Regions from separate parts of the Homo sapiens genome. Here region 1 is linked to region 2. A link is a loop called in an ENCODE intact Hi-C map of the cell type or tissue named here. Cell type or tissue: PC-3. All regions are shown on one strand. Each heading gives the region's core, and the rest is flanking DNA. Links, peaks and the distances in the headings are about the cores only. Region 1 has its middle 9.9 kb from the start of IQSEC2. Region 2 overlaps IQSEC2 (IQ motif and Sec7 domain ArfGEF 2).

Evidence for each region. A loop is a pair of places that touch in the nucleus more often than their neighbours do. Peaks named below come from ENCODE experiments on the same cell type or tissue, not always from the same donor. Only the 100,000 strongest peaks of a DNase experiment are listed, where the experiment ranks them.
Region 1: it touches region 2 in a loop (16-fold over the local background); 4 of 110 quality-filtered maps call a loop at or near these places.

Annotation. Positions count from the first base shown.
Region 1 is chrX:53,328,575-53,333,945 of GRCh38, reverse strand. No RefSeq gene overlaps it. Among named protein-coding and RNA genes, the nearest start is that of IQSEC2, 9.9 kb to the right of the region's middle. In PC-3, for the core only: a CTCF peak has its summit at 2,722 (motif pointing right); no DNase peak of the experiment used is centred there.
Region 2 is chrX:53,247,238-53,252,598 of GRCh38, reverse strand. It overlaps IQSEC2 (IQ motif and Sec7 domain ArfGEF 2), which reads left to right. Exons shown (of 15, transcript NM_001111125.3): 5 at 1,425-2,320; 6 at 3,717-3,878; 7 at 4,363-4,485. Among named protein-coding and RNA genes, the nearest start is that of KDM5C, 25 kb to the right of the region's middle. In PC-3, for the core only: a CTCF peak has its summit at 3,023; no DNase peak of the experiment used is centred there; H3K27ac peaks cover 1,126 bases.

The sequences.
Region 1 (5,371 bases), core at 256-5,255, 81 kb before region 2:
GATGGGCAGATCGCTTGAGCCCAGGAGTTCCAGACAGCCTGGGCAACATGGTGAAACCTCATCCCTACAAAAAATAGCCAGGTGTGGTGGCATACACCTGTGGTCGCCGCTACTTAGGGGGGCTGAGGTGGGAGAATCTCTTGAGCCTGGGAGGTCAAAGCTGCAGTGAGCTGTGATGGCGCCACCACACTCCAGCCTGGGCAACAGAGCAAGACCCTGTCTTAAAAAAAAAAAAAAAAAAAAGGAATGAGAGGAAACTTCCCTAACCTGATAAAGAGTAAAGACTATCCTCCAAAATCCTCCGAATCCTCCAGTGAAGACCATGTCTAATGATGAAACATTGACATCTTCCCCTTTAACATAAGTAACAGCACAAGGATGCTCATTATCATCCCTTTTGGTCAGAATTGAACTGGAGATCCTGCAAAACAAGGCAAAGAAACGAAACAACAGGAATACGGATTTAGAAGGAAGAAACAAAACTGTCATTTAAATCTTCTGCCTTCTCGGGCGGCTCACACCTGTAACACCAGCACTTTGGGAGGCCGAGGCGGGAAGATCACTTGAGGTCAGGAGTTCAAGACCAGCCTGGCCAGCATGGTGAAACGCTGTCTCTACTAAAAATACAAAAATTAGCCAGGCATGTTGGTGGGCACCTGTAATCCCAGCTACTCGAGTGGCCGGGGCAGGAGAATTGCTTGAACCTGGAGGCAGAGGCTGCAGTGAGCTGAGATCATGGCACTGCACTCCAGCCTGGGCAACAAGAGTGAGACTCTGTCTCTAAATAAATAAATAAATAAATCTGCCTTTTCATAAATCGTACTCACTGGTCCTCCTTCTTTTTTCTGGAGGCCCACAGAACAAAGCTGTCCCCTCTTCTGCATGGTAGCCCCAGGTCTTCTTCCCTCTCTGGGCCTCGATCACCTCATCTGTAAAATAAGGTTATCCAAAAAGCTCCTTGTGTTTCTATCCTTCCATGCTCCTCTGAGTCCATATCCTCCTTTCTACGGGCAAAACATCTCCGTTTTCCTAATAGTGATGATTTCTACATCCCTCCTTTCCTAGCAACACACTCCATTTTGTTTTGTTTTGCTTTGTTTAAATATGGTGCCCAGAACTGGAGCAGAAGGTGAAGAAAGGCGAGGGCACAAAAAGATGAAAATAGAAGGAGTTAGACTGAAAACAGAGCTTGAAAATGGTAGAGAGAGGCAGCCAAGGGGAAGGGCTTGGGGGAGGGAGGACAGAAGACGCAGGGGACAGCCTCTGAGACAGAAGTGGCCTGGTGGGGCCAGCCTGTGGGCAGTGCCCCATCTCCTTAACTTATTTCCCTGGGAGGGGAGGAAGTTCCCCTCCATAGTTTGGGAGACGGTGATGGGCACAGAGTCTGTGGTCAGCCACAGCCCTGGGTGGCTCTGCCGGTCCTCCCTTCCAGCTTTCCTCCTCCTGGACTCCAGGACTCTCTCTCCCAGAGCTGGGGTGGGGGTAGGGACAAGGGGCATTGACAAAAGCCAGCTCCAGATGGGAAGGGGAACTGCACAGCATTGGGTCCATGTCCAGGAGGCAGGAGCAGCCGCCACAGTGGGAGGGAGCAGCAAGCCAACAGCTGAGTGCGACAAGGCCTGGGTTATTTTTTTTCCAGTTTGTTGGCATGTGGGTGGATTTTTTTCTCCTTTTTTCTTCTCTCCTGCTCTCTGCCGTTTCCACAGAGATGTGGGAGTTTGCAAATTTGTCTCAGTGGAGGGGAAAGGCAAGAGCTGATTTTGGGGGTCCTTGTCAGGGACCAGGGGAACGGAGAAGGGCACAGCAATTTTGGCAGCAGAAAAAGCAGGACCCATTCCCTGGCGGCATCCCTGGGGCAAAGAAGGCTCTCACTTTCTCCTTTTGTCTTGAGGCTGCAAGGATGCCTTTTCACCTCTCCTCAGCTCTTGGCTCTCAAATCCATCCCACCTGGTGATTGCAAAAGCCTCCCTCTGCTTCCTTTCTTGCTCTGCAGTGCCAAATGCACTTTCCTCGGGGCCCTGGACCAACTAGGGCCACTCCTGAGACTCTTCTGACCAGAGGCCGCTCTCCTTGTTAGTATCTCTGGGGGTTGGGCTTGTGGGGAGCTGAGGAGCTTTCTTTTTTTTGAACTATACATTTAAGGGATAAAAAACGGTACCTATAGCACATGCTAAGTGTCAAATGAGTGTTTCAGGCTTTCAGAGGGGGAAGTTTTCTGAAAGGATTAAGGGGTGAGTAGTTTAGCGAGTCTGGAGGACATGGGACCTAGACAAACTGACAGAGTAGCTGAGGGCATGCCAGCCAGGGGCAACAGTGGCCGGGGCTGTGGACCTGGACACCTAGATGCTGATTCTGGTTCTGCCATTAATTTGTAATGTAATGCTGACGAAGGAAATTTTTTCCCTCCTCTTGGGCTTTGTTTCCTCATCTGGAAAATGGGCTGGATCTCTAAAGCTCTACAGATCTGTGCAGACTGAATCCTGATTCCTGGCATCGAGGGTTAGGAGCCATGTAATGAGATCATGTGTATACGAGTGCATTGAACACCATCAAGGAGTAGGCTTGCCTGAGACTCAGAGGTTTCTTGAGATGTGGGTCTTTCAAGTGCTAAAACAATCTTGGGCAAACGGGTATGGTTGATCTCCCAAGCAAGGACCACATCCACTAGTTGTTATTATCATTATCATTATCATTATCATTATCATTATCATCATTATCATTATTATTACCACTAGAGGGCAATACTCTCTTATGCCTGGGAGTAGGTCTTATCCCACCGGAAAGGTGCAGAACTGATCCCTCATTCCAGGACCAATCAGATCTCTCTCTCTTTTTTTTTTCTTTTCTTTTTTGAGACAGAATCTTGCTCTGTTGCCAGGCTGGAGTGCAGTGGCACGATCTCGGCTCACTGCAACCTCCGCCTCCCGGGTTCAAGCGATTCCCCTGCCTCAGCCTCCCAAGTAGCTGGGATTACAGGCGCACGCCAACACGCCTGGCTAATTTTTTGTATTTTAGTAGAGACAGGGTTTCACCATGTTGGCCAGGGTGGTCTCTAACTCCTGACCTCAGGTGATCCACCTGCCTTGACCTCCCAAAGTGCTGGGATTACAGACGTGAGCCACCGCACCCGGCCCCAATCAGATCTCTCAATCTTCCTCCTGGAGAGCAGAATCCTGAGAAATAGAGAGATTTGTGAATTCCGAATTCCAGGAGTTTCCTTTCAGTTCTGCCCTGTGGTCTGACTGCCAATTGTGCCCGAACCCGAATCAGCAGGTGGTGGCCAGTCTGTCCCACTGTGGCAGAACTGCCTGCTTCCTAGGGGACTGGGGAAATGGAGAGATGCTGACAAGTAGCTTTGGTTTGTCTGAACACAATGGGCGCTTTCACAAAGCTATGCCGTTTGCCCCATGCTTTGATTGTCTGGCCGTATATGCGTTCTGCAAGGCTAGCCAAGGCCAGCTCCATAGATGCAGGAGCTGGCCTCCTCCTTTCTAAAGAAATGATTTCAGCCAGACACGGCGGCTCACGCCTGTAACCCCAGCACTTTAGGAGGCCAAGGCAGGCAGATCACCTGAGGTTGGTAGTACGAGACCAGCCTGACCAACATGGAGAAACCCTGTCTCTACAAAAATACAAAATTAGCCGGGTGTGGTGGCGCATGCCTGTAATCCCAGCTACTGGGGAGGCTGAGGCAGGAGAATCGCTTGAACCTGGGAGGCAGAGGTTGCAGTGAGCCGAGATCTCGCCATTGCTCTCCAGCCTGGGTAACAAGAGTGAAACTCTGTCTCAAAGAAAAAGAAAGAAAGAAATGATTTCTCTATTACCCTATACCTCTTATCACATTGAATTGTAGTTATGATTTATCTGTCTACATAATCGATTAGGTTGTCGATTCATGCATTCAACAAACATGGACTGCTTATCCTGGCTTTTGGCCAGGCTTATGATACAGTGGGAAGCAAAACACAGTATCTGCCCTTGTAGAGCTAACAGTCTAATGAGGAGGCAGGAGGTTAGCAAACCAAGAACTGCACAAATCAATATAGAATTACAAACTTGCTAAGTTCAGGAATGAAAAGGACTCACTGAGAGAATGTATCAGAGGGATCTGCCCAGTTTGGGAGTGAGAGAAGGTGCCGCTGATGAGCCAACATTTCATCTGAGATTTGAAGGATGAATAGGCAGTTTAGTGGGCAAAGGCAGCAAAGAGAACTTTCCGCGCCAAAGGAACAGCAGGTGTGCAGGGCCCGAGGTGGGAAGAGCCTAGCTCCCTGGAGGAATGTTTGCTCCTTGAGGGCACAGCTTGCCTCTGGTTTATCTTTTACTGTAGCTCCAGATCTGGCACATAGAGAAACCAATAAATGTTTGTTGAACTGAATTGAATGAGATTTTGTTATGGAAAGCATCATAGGTTGGGGGTTGAAAGGCCTAGCTTCTACTTGCAGTGCCTCTGGGCAATTCAGTTCCATTTTCCAACTGCTTACTGTTCACCCACAGTGGGCAAGAACCCAGGGCCAAGCCTGGTTGGGGGATTGAAAGGTCAACAAAACCATCTCTGCCCTCCTCAAGCAATCCTCCTGCCTCAGTCTCCTGAGTAGCTGGGACCACAGATGCATGCCACCACATCCAGCTAATTTTTTTTTCAGTAGATACAGGGTCTCACTACATTGCCCACGCTGGTGTTGAACTCCTGAGCCTAAGTGATCCTCCCACCTTAGCTTCTCAAAGTGCTGGGATTACAGGCGTGAACCACTATGCCTGGCCAAAATTATCTTAATTCAACTCCTCCATGTAGTGTTTCCATTCCCTAGGCAACAGACCCTCCTGATGAGGTTGTCCAGCCACTATTTGAAGACCTCCAATGACAGTGAACTCCACCACGGCCCTGGTGGAGTAGCAAACAAGGAGACAAGTCCTTTCAACTCTCTGAGCCTCTTTTTATCCGGTTATAAAATGAGGGGTTTGGATTACATGATCTCTAAGGTTCTTTCCAGCTCCAGCAGTCTTGACCTGTTCTTCCTTGAATAATAGCCAGTTAGATGGCAGTGGAGAGCAATGGAACGGATTTTTTGATTTCTCCTGCCCTGTAGGAGTTACATGCAGTAGGACTGGGGAAATGCAGGCTTGAGTTCTGTTTATGGACCATTCTTCCTTTCAGGAGTGTCTCAGGGGCTGTCAGGGTTCATTGCTTCTGGCTGGAATGTTCCAGCATTCAAAGACCTTTGTTTCTTTTTTTCCTGTCCCCCCTCCTTACCTCCCGGCCAGACTTCTTTTCTACATCTAGGACTGTGTAGTGCAAATCAGGGCCGGAAGGAGCCTTTAAAATTATCTTTTTTTTCTTTTTTAGAGACAAGGTCTCCTGTCTCCCAGG
Region 2 (5,361 bases), core at 362-5,361:
GCTCACCCACTTGGCTGTTGGCAGGAGGATTCAATGCCTCACCCTGTGGGCCTCTCCATAGGACTGTTCGTGATGCGGCTTTCCCCAGGTTGGGGGGTCTGAGAGAAATAGTACAAGTGACAAGCGACCAAGAGTGCTCAAGATGCAAGCTGCAGTCATTAAAAAAATTTTTTTTAATGTTTTAAATTTTTAAAAAATGTTTTGCAGTTTTTTTTTTTTTTTTTAATAAATTTTTTTTGGCCAGGTGTGGTAGCTCATGCCTGTAATCTCAGCACTTCGGGAGGCCAAGGTGGGCAGGTCACCTGAGGTCAGGAGTTTGAGACCAGCCTGTCCATCATGGCGAAACCCCGTCTCTACTAAAAATACAAAAATTAGCCAAACATGGTGGTGCGCACCTGTAATCCCTGCTACTGGGGAGGCTGAGGAAGGAGAATCGCTTGAACCTGGGAGGTGCAGGTTGCAGTGAGGTGAGATCGTGCCACTGCACTCCAGCCTGGGTGAGAGCAAGACTCTGTCTCAAACAAACAAATAAAAATTTTAGAGACAGTATCTTGCTCTGTTGCCAGGCTGGAGTGTAGTGGCGTGATCATAGCTCACTGCAGCCTCAAACTCCTGGGCTCAAGTGATCCTCCTGCCTCACTCTCCTGAGTAGCTGGGACTACAGGTGTGTGCCACCACACCCAGCTAATGTTTTTATTTTTTGTAGAGATAGAGTCTCGCCATGTTGCCCAGGCTGCTCTTGAACTCCTGGGCTCAAGGGATCCTCCCATCTTGGCCTCCCAAAGTGCTGGGATTACAGGCATGAGCCACCATGCCCAGCCTCTGCAGTCTTTTAAAACCTAATTTCAGAAGTGACATACATTCGCTTCTGCCATATGCTGTTTGTCACACAGACTAACTCTGGTACAATGTGGTACCCTAGGGTGTGAATACCAGGAGGCAGGGATCATTAGCGGCCAGTTTAGAGTCTGGATACCACAGGGAGAGAGCATTACCAGCTGTGGTCCAGATGCTCAAGGTCAAATGTTATGGATTTCCTAAGAGAATTCCCACAGAGGAAACTGGGATTTTGGTTTACTCTGGGGGATGGCAGAGGCAAGAATGTGGCTTGAATCAGGGAGGAGGTAACGTTTGGCTTGAGTCTAAATGGACACAAAGGAGGTATTGGGGTGTGAGCTGAGTGGGGAACTTGTGGGCATTAGTCTCAGCTCCTGTGAGCTCACAATGGTTCCCTGGGAGTCATTTTACAGACCACAGAGAGCCTGTCAGGGCTGGGGGAGGGGAATCCACCCTCCTTGCTGACCTACCAGGAAGACTCCCCCTTTTTCCTTACCTCCCTCCCTCATTCCCACCTTCCACCATTCTTCCCTTTATCTTTCTTTCTTTTCTCTCCCTTTCCCTCCTCTCCTCCCCCCCTTGCACAGGTAAAGTCTCTGGCTGAATCCATCGACGAAGCCCTGAACTGCCACCCGTCAGGGCCCATGTCTGAGGAGCCAGGGTCAGCCCAGCTGGAGAAGCGGGAGTCAAAGGAACAGCAAGAGGACAGCTCAGCCACATCCTTCAGTGATCTTCCCCTCTACCTGGATGACACAGTTCCCCAACAATCCCCTGAGCGACTGCCCAGCACAGAACCCCCACCCCAGGGCCGGCCCGAGTTCTGGGCGCCAGCCCCTCTCCCGCCAGTTCCTCCACCAGTGCCATCAGGAACCCGGGAAGACGGTAGCCGTGAGGAAGGCACTCGCAGGGGTCCCGGGTGCTTGGAGTGCCGGGATTTCCGGCTGCGGGCTGCCCACCTTCCCCTGCTTACCATTGAGCCTCCTAGTGACAGCTCCGTGGACCTGAGTGACCGCTCAGATCGCGGCTCTGTCCACCGCCAGCTGGTGTATGAGGCTGATGGCTGCAGCCCCCATGGGACCCTGAAGCACAAGGGGCCACCAGGCAGGGCCCCGATCCCACACCGCCACTACCCAGCCCCTGAAGGCCCAGCCCCAGCCCCACCAGGGCCCCTGCCACCAGCCCCCAACAGTGGCACTGGGCCCAGTGGTGTGGCTGGGGGTCGGAGGTTGGGGAAGTGCGAGGCAGCAGGCGAGAACTCTGATGGTGGAGATAACGAGAGCCTTGAGAGCTCCAGCAATTCCAATGAGACCATCAACTGCAGCTCCGGCTCCTCTTCTCGGGACAGTCTAAGGGAGCCTCCGGCTACCGGCCTGTGCAAGCAGACTTACCAGCGGGAGACAAGGCATAGCTGGGACTCGCCAGCTTTCAACAATGATGTGGTCCAGAGGCGGCACTACCGAATCGGCCTCAACCTCTTCAACAAGTGCGTGCTCCCCGTTCTAGCCTGCTTACCCCTTCCTACCCTGCCACATGCACTTGGGTTCCTGGGACAGAACTCCACACAGTGATCCCCGTTCTGCCATCCTTTCATTTTGTGGAATGGTATTTCTCCCCAGACATTCAGGGAAGAGGATTGGCAACAGGGTGGCAGAGTAGAGAGTCCCTTAACACACCTGGGCTCGGGTCCCAGTACTGCCCCTGGCTGGCTGTCTGATCTTGGGTGAGATGACCCCACTAAATGGATTCTGAACCTTGTCCTCCCCACCTTCCCTTTTTAGAGGGGAGGTGATATGGTGTAGAAAGAGCCCTAGTCTGGGAAACAGGAGACCTGGCCCCCTCAGTCGGCCTTTGGCTAGACTCACTGCATAGCCCTGGGCAAGGTGCATTCCTCCCCTGGGCTTCCATTTTTCCACCTACCACTAGCAGAATGTGTATGTAAGAGGTGTTGGGGGCAGGGTGGTGTGCTGGACCCTTCAGTGACTGTGACTAAGCTCTTTCTAGGTGCCTGGTCTTCTGCCAGGTGTTTAGGAGTGAGGTGGGAGTGTGACATTTGATTAGAAAATAATTGGAAAATATTAGATGTAATTGGAAAACATTAGATGTAATTGGAAGCCATTACTTGAATGCCTTACATCTTTATAGCTTATTAAACACTGCCACCTATATTTAATTCTTACAATAACTCAGCAAGGCAGGCAGTAGTGTTCCTATTTTGTAGATAAGGAACCAAGGCTTGGAGAAGCAAAAGGAATTGTCCAAAGTCATACAACTGGGAAGTGATGGATCTGAGACTCCTATGGCATCAGTCCCTTCCAAATTTTAACCTTGTGGGGTCCTAAGGTTCTGGGGTTCTGAATATGGGATAGCTGTGACCCAGATTTTGGCCCAGCTCCCTGGAAATCTAGGGGGCACCTTGTCTACAGAAACACTCAGAGAAAGTTGGTGATACCTGCCTGAGTGGGATGTGGGACGTGGAACAAAGTAACCTCTTCACTTCTTCCCTACTCTGAGGGTCTGTGACTCAGAGGGAAGGTGCTCAGCCCTCTCCTCGGTTCTTGCTGGGAATGTCAAGCCTGGCATAGAGCAGGCTCTCATTAGATACTGATTTTCTTTCAATTGTGATGTGGCTCCAGTGAAGGGGGATGTTGGGTTGAAGATACCTTGGGATTTTGAAGCTCCTTGAAATGGGCAAGTGGCTTCTTCTCCCTGGGCCTCAGTTTTCTCACTTGTGCCATGATGGGATTGGATCAAATTATGTATTTGACTTCGTTGGTCCTCTGAGGCCGGACTTAGTTGGGCCCAAAATTAGTTCAACAAATGAGACAGAGAGCACAGTTCCAGGAGGACAGTCATCTCATCTACCTCTCCTCTTTCTGCAGGAAGCCAGAGAAGGGTATCCAGTATCTGATCGAGCGGGGCTTCCTGTCAGACACACCGGTGGGAGTGGCTCACTTCATCCTGGAGCGGAAAGGCCTCAGCCGGCAGATGATAGGGGAATTCCTAGGGAACCGGCAGAAGCAGTTCAACAGAGACGTGTTGGAGTGAGGACCCCAGGATGGGGCAGGCTGGGCCAGGGATTCCTGGAAAAGGACAGCAAGAGGGAGGAAGGGGGCAGCCTGTCCCTTTAGCTCAGATAAGCTTTTCAAAACAGGATGAATAGACCTTCCTGCCCCTGTACCCTTCTGCCCCAAAGGGGTCTGATCTTGTTTGGCTCTATTCCTAAAGTCTTCTGGGTGGCCCTGGGCAAGACATGCTCATCCTGTAGCCTGTTTTGGGCCTCAGTTTTCCTGTCTCTGAAATGAGTGGCTTGATGGAAAGGACCTTTAGTGACCACGTGCCTTGCCTCAATTTTCTGAGATGGATTTGATTTCAAACATTCTGTCCTCATGTGTACTTGCTCGGGCCACAGGTCCTGAATTTGAGAGTCTATCAGTGGGGGTGTTGGTCCATTTGAGCAGGTCCAGGTGGGTCAGAGGTTTTCTGCAGAGGAATTGAAAGCGCCACACCTCCTTCTTTGCTCCTTAGCTGTGTGGTGGATGAGATGGACTTCTCCTCCATGGATCTGGATGATGCGCTCCGGAAGTTCCAGTCCCATATCCGGGTTCAGGGTGAGGCCCAGAAAGTGGAGCGACTCATCGAAGCCTTCAGGTGTGCCTACCTCCCACTCGCGAAGCTGCCCCTCCCTCCTGTGGGCATCGACGTAGTATGTGTTTATAAGTCACTTCTCTGAGCCTCATACTTTCTTCACCATAAAACAGAGATGATAAATCCTATCTTGCAAGGCAATTGTGAGGATCAGAGGTAGTGCATATAAAGTATCTAGCTCAGCCTCTGGGACATGGGCATTCGATAAGTGACAACAACATCAGCAATAACAGCTAACATTCACGGAGCACTTACTAGGTATCAGGTGCAGAGCTGAGCACTTTACATGATTATTTCACCGAATAATCACAACCACCCCATAAAGTAGGCACTTCTGTTATTATTCCCATTTTACAGATGAGAAATCAGAAGTTTAGAGAGGTTAAGTAACTTGCCCAGGCTCATACAGTGAATAAGTGGTAGAAACAGGATTTGAACTCGTATGTGTCTGAGTCCATGATCCATCCATGCCCTTAACCATTTTACTGTACTATAAATGCTTTGGAGATCAGATAGACTGGGGTCTAAATCCTGGCTCTGCCACTTTAGGGTATTTAGAAGAGAAACAGGAGTTGCTGAGAACTTGTTTCCCACAATGGGGGAAGGATTTGCTTTGCAGTCAGAAATAACTGGGTTTTCATCCTGGCTTCACCATTTACCAGCTCTATTACCTTGGGCAAGTTACCTCGCCACTTTGAGTCTTAGTCACTTCATCTGTAAAATGGGACTGCCAATAGCTACCTTGCAGGATTATGATAGGATTACGTGAAACAACGTACATAAATCCCCTGGAAGAGCTCTGTAAAAGGTAGCGATTGTGATTTTTACATGCTGGTCTAGGGGAAGCTCTGAAGAGGACAGACCCAGAGATCAAGAAAG